Linked DNA regions of Homo sapiens: region 2 is linked to region 1. A link is an interaction called in ENCODE POLR2A ChIA-PET data of the cell type or tissue named here. Cell type or tissue: Panc1. All regions are shown on one strand. Each heading gives the region's core, and the rest is flanking DNA. Links, peaks and the distances in the headings are about the cores only.

Region 1 (2,932 bases), core at 338-2,837:
ACTAGCTACATTTCAGGTACTCAGTAGCTGCATATAGCTAATGATCACCGTATTGGGCAGCTCTCATATAGAAATTTGATCTGATTATTCAGCTTCAAAGTGTGAATATTTTATTCTTTTTTCCATCTTGACAGTCTTTCTCTTTTTTAGCCTTCAAAAGCCTATGAAATTTATTCTGTATCCTTAGGGAAGCCCAACCTGTTTATAAAACATTTTGAGAATGCTTAGCTTCTAAGAGTTAAATTAAGGTGTGAGATTTAGTAGAAATCGTGTGTGTTACAAGAGTAAAGGGAAAATTTTCATTGATTTGTGTTGAGATTGTGCTAAAGGACGAGCTCCTAAAGATAGTACAAGTAAAAAACAAGTGGCTCTGGCTTAGAAAAGGGAAGTATATCTATTTAGTCTAAACTGAAGGCAGAGAAAGATACGGCAGTTGAATTAAGGAACTCTTTGGTGAGTCATAGTCATTACCTTTGATAATAATTATGCTGTTTTGTGTTCTGATAGGTTCAGAAACTGTGTAGGTCAACAATTTTGGTAGTGTTAAATTTTAAAATTGATGTTACTATACCTGAAAAGTTAATTATGTTATATATGCTATGAATTTATGATTAGAACGTAATTCTTAATTGTTCTTACAAGGCCTGTCAAGTATTATTTGCTAGAAAAAAATTCTTGAGTTTAAACCCACTAAGTTTTATTCCATCCACCCAAAACTCTGACTTCCTAATCACAGCTAGGAATTATACATTTCTGGTAATTTAGTTTTAACCATTTTATTATCCTAATAATTCTGTGTTTACAAGATATAGAACTTTCTGCATTGATGGAAGTGTATTTAAATTGTATAGTAGTAGAAAATATAGCATTACAGTTTGATAAAATAAACACGTAAAGCATAAATCAGAGCCTTATAAGTTTCATGATCAAAGAGCTAGTTTGTAATTTTGTGACTATATTGTCCTCACTAGTAGTTCAGTAATTGGCCCAGGAGATGCATCTAAGTTAGACAAGGCAGTGCTGTCTATTTTGTAGGCACTTTGCATTTGTTAGCTGTAAGAATACAGTGATACTAGCAGTTGGTTTGCAGCATTAGAGATGTAGGTGAAGGTGGAGATTAAAATGCATGTTAAATTGTTAATGCTGACTGGAAGGAAAAGATTGTTTTGCATTTTAATATTTTTAATTTATATAAAGCTTTTTAAAAGTTACACAATAAAGAATTACCCCCTTTATTCCATTTGGTTACGTGTGTACTCATGTATATATTTTTTAAGTTTGCCTCTGGTAACTTTGCTCTGTTAGAAACAAATCAAATATTTATTAGATTATGTTATAAATGTTGAACTGGGCCACAAAAGTGGGTTTCTTTTATTAAGCTTGATAGGATGAAGATGTGAGAATGAATTGTAAGCTTGAAGTAAAAATTGCTTAAATTTTTTTTCCAAGAAGAAAGGCTGTGTTGTTTGGTAATAGTCAGGGACTGACTGAGCATTTTGGCTGTATTCCGAATTCTGCCACTGACTCACTGTGTTTTTTGGCAAGTAACTTATCCTCACTGAAACAAGTTCTTGATTCTTTACTTCTCTGTGTGTAAAGTTAGCATAATAATATTGTGCTAACCTCAGATGGGTTGTGTAATGGTTTCCCACTTTAGAACTTTCCAGCATAAAAATAGTATGGATTTTCAGTGCCTTGCTTTTTAAAATAATTATTTCTAAATTGTTGTTTATTAGGTAAGTATGTTGGACAATTTAAATGCAAAACAAAACTCTTACTATACTTTTCAAAATATAGCAAACCTCATAAAGTTTTAGTTATATATAACATTTTAAGGACCATACCCTATAAAGTATGAATAACTATTTTATTCATTTATTTTAGTGTCAGAAAAAAGAGGAATTTATTGAAAGAATTCAAGGTTTAGATTTTGATACAAAAGCAGCGGTTGCCGCACATATTCAAGAGGTAATGACATATATACAATTTTACGTGCTATTTATGAAGCTTGTGGTGTGTTTATTTGTCTATCTCCTAAAATACTTCAAAGTCATAGAATAAGCAAGAACAAATCAACAAATATAGATGGACCCTGCTTTTATACAAATTGTCTTCTCTTTAGAGATAGTTTCTTACACTTGGCACACTGTTAACTACAAATATACTCTTGCCTTTATTCTATAGTGACATAGGCAGAAAGTGTTATTTGAGGAATGAGGTATATGTCTTTGTTAGAATGGATTACAAAGCAGTAAATGGAAACAGCAGAAAGTGGAACACTGCTTGTAATTCAAAACGATAGTGAGGTAAGATGACAAGCTTAGTATTATTCCATTGATTTTCTTTTGAAAGAATAGATGCATAATTTTTATTAAAGATATTACTTGAATTATAAACACATTAATGATTTGTAGCATTCATATAAAAACTTAAGTCTAGGGCATATTGTGCAGTGTCAAATAATTGAAATTAAAATTTGTTAAGATTCATTTTAAAAGCTGCTGTTTCTATGTCTGTCTATTCTTGGGCTTTTAATCTTATAAAGACACTTTAGAATTAGTATGTTAAATTTTACATGTTGATTAGAAAAGGGAAAAGAAAATTTTTTATAGTGAAAATTGGTAGTATTTAAAATATTCTTTGTTCAAAAGACTTTTGTGTTCCATAGGACATCTTTTCTCTTATTTAGCATTTGTAAAGCCCAGATTTCTTATCAGTAACATTATTATCAACAATAAGCATATTAGTACTTTACAAGATGTAGTTTTATAGGTAGTCTCCCATTATAGAGACATACTTGCTTTATGCTAGTTATATGGATTTGTTTTATTCTGAATAAATGCTAAGTATTGCAAGTTACTGAATTTGCCACCATCCTTGGAAGTGTAATTATTTTTGCTGTTTGTTATGAAAGTTAAAGCAAGTTATTAGA
Region 2 (2,932 bases), core at 144-2,643, 170 kb before region 1:
CCAACTTGGAGACTTCAAACTACAGTAATCAAGAGAGTGTGGTATTTGCAAAAGAATGGAGAAATAGATCAACAGAACATAATAGAGAGCCCAGAAATAAACTCACATAAATATAATCAATTTATCTTTGACAAAGGAGCAAAGGCAATACGGTGAGGAAAGGAAAATGGACATCTGAAAGAAAAAATATGAATCTAGACACAAACTTTACACCCTTCACAAAAAATAATTCAAAATAGATCACAGACCTAAATGTAAAATGTAAAACTATAAAAATCCTAGAAGATAACATAGGAGGAAATTTAGGTGACCTTGGGTATGGTGATGACTTTTTTGATACAACACCAAAGGCACACCCTATGAAAGACATAATTAATAAGCTGAACTTCATTAAAATTTCTGCTATGTAAAAGACAGTATCAAGAGGATGAGAAGACAAGCCACAGACTGGAAGAAAATATTTTCAGAAGACACATCTGATAAAGGACTGTTATTCAAAATATACAAAGAACACTTAAAATTCAACAATAAGAAAATGAACCCAATTAACAAAAAGAAAACAAACAACCCAACAAATATAATGGGTCAAAAACCTTAACAGACTCATCACCAAAGAAGATACATAGATGACAAGCATATGAAAAGATGCTCCACATCATGTCATCAGGGAAATGCAAATAAAACAACAATGAGATACCACTACACACCTACTAGAATACTCCAAATCCAGAACACTGACAACACCAAATGCTGGCAAGGATGCAACAAGAACGCTCATTCACTGCTATGGAAATGCAAAATGGTATAGCCGCTTTAGAACACAGTTTGGCACTTTCTTACAAAACTAAACATACTCTTACTGTAAGATATAACAATCATGCTCATTGGTATTTACCCAAAGGAGCTGAAAGCTATGTCCAAACAAAAACCTGCACACTGATGTTTATAGCAGCTTTATTCATAATTGTCAAAACTTGGAAGCAACCAAGATTTTCTTCAGCAGATAAATGAATAAACAAACCGTGGCACATCCAGACAATGGAATATTATTCAGCACTAAAAAGAAATGAGCTACAAAGCCATGACAAGACATGGAGAAATCTTAAATGGATTATTACTAAGTGAAAGAAGCCAATCTGAAAAGGCTACGTACTACTGTATGATTTCAACTATATGACATTCTAGAAAAGGCAAAACTGTGGAAACAGTAAAAGATCAGTGGTTGCCATGGGCTAGGAGGTGGGAAGGATGAATAGGCAGAGCACAAAGAATTTTTAGGGCAATGAAACTGTATACTACATGATACTATAATGGTGAATGCATGTCATCATACATTTGTCAAAATCCACAGAATATACAATAGCAAGAGTGAACCCTAATGTAAACTATGCTCTTTGGTTGGTAATGTTGTGTCAAGGAAGGTTCACCAACGTAACAAATGTACTACTTTTGAGGGGGTCGATAATGGGAGAGGCTAGGCATGTACTAGGGCAGGGACTATATGGGGGAAATCTCTGTACCTTCTGCTCAATTTTACTGTGAACCTAAAACAGCTTAAATTAGGCATATTAAAGAAAGGTGTTCTCCAACTTACATTAAAAAATTAATGGGTAAACATCACACTAATCTCAATTATAGAAGTTCTTCTAAACTAAGGTTTAGAAGAATATATTTAGTGTCAGAAGACCAAGGTAAGTCATAATTTCACCATTGAAGAGTTCGGTGATCTTGGACAAGTCGCTCAGCTTCCTTGAATTTCTTTAAAAAAAAAAAAAAGAAGGGATGGGTACAGTGGCTCATGCCTATAATCCTAGTGCTTTGGGAGGCTGAGGCAGGAGGATCACTTGAGGCCAGGAGTTTGAGACCCAGCCTGGGCAACACAGCAACACCCGACTCAACAAAAATAATTTTTTTAAAAAAGATAAGAGTAGCCAGGCACAGTGGCTCATGCCTGTAATCCCAGCACTTTGGGAGGCCAAGGCAAGCAGATCACCTAAGGTTGGGAGTTCGAGACCAGCCTGACCAACATGTAGAAACCCCATCTCTACTAAATATATAAAATTAGCTGGGCGTGGTGGTGCCTGCCTGTAATCCCAGCTACTCAGGAGGCTAAGGCAGGAGAATCACTTGAACCCAGGAAGTGGAGGTTATGGTGAGCCGAGATCACACCATTGCACTCTAGCCTGGGCAACAACAGCAAAACTCTGACTCAAAAAAAAAAAAAAAAGATAAAAGAAAAACAAGGATTATAATATCTACCTCACAGAGTATATTTTTTTAATTGAGAAAAGGACATTTATTTAAAACCATAGGAATCCATAATAAAATGAACTGAATTCATGACCATAATTTCTGTTTCAGAATTACTTGTTTTCTTATATAGAAAATCAGTTCATATTGAGAATAGATTTGCCACATGTTGAAAAGGTCATCCACTAGTATTTCCTACAAGGATTCCTATAAATTTTGATTTCAAAGATATGATTTCTGACCAAATATCTGGACAAAATGGCTACCTCTTATTTTCTAGCTGTACTTAATTCATTGGAAAAGAAATTTAATATTATCTTTCCAAGTTCAGCTTCTCACTAACAAATACCATACAACTGTAAGCATGGAAGAGAATACCAAATGTTATGTGAACCTCTCTTGTAAGCTGCAGTCATGCACAAAGGCTAGTTACTCCCTCAAGGAGTTTTGCTCTCTACTCTGGGTTCCAGGCTTTACACGGAAACTTGAGGACTATACGCTCTCTTTCAGGTCAGTATCTCGTCTGCAACCTCTTTAACCAAATTCACAAAGAACGTTAAATACCAAAGACATTCAATACTCCCTCCCAGGGCTTTTGAAGTTAAATAAGTATGAGAAAGTGGCACATTCTATATGGTGTTTATGTATTCATATTATTAGAGAAAGTTCAGTACACCTCAAC

The links. Peaks named below come from ENCODE experiments on the same cell type or tissue, not always from the same donor. Only the 100,000 strongest peaks of a DNase experiment are listed, where the experiment ranks them.
Region 2: POLR2A ChIA-PET joins it to region 1 with 8 read pairs; 2 of 35 experiments call an interaction of 5 or more read pairs at or near these places.

Annotation. Positions count from the first base shown.
Region 1 is chr2:55,362,986-55,365,917 of GRCh38, reverse strand. CCDC88A (coiled-coil domain containing 88A) reads left to right here. Exons shown (of 33, transcript NM_001365480.1): 6 at 1,885-1,968. Among named protein-coding and RNA genes, the nearest start is that of CCDC88A, 55 kb to the left of the region's middle. In Panc1, for the core only: no CTCF peak of the experiment used is centred there; a DNase peak (open chromatin) is centred at 1,547; H3K27ac peaks cover 791 bases.
Region 2 is chr2:55,537,591-55,540,522 of GRCh38, reverse strand. All of the region lies in intron 7 of CFAP36 (cilia and flagella associated protein 36), which reads right to left. Among named protein-coding and RNA genes, the nearest start is that of CFAP36, 19 kb to the right of the region's middle. In Panc1, for the core only: no CTCF peak of the experiment used is centred there; no DNase peak of the experiment used is centred there.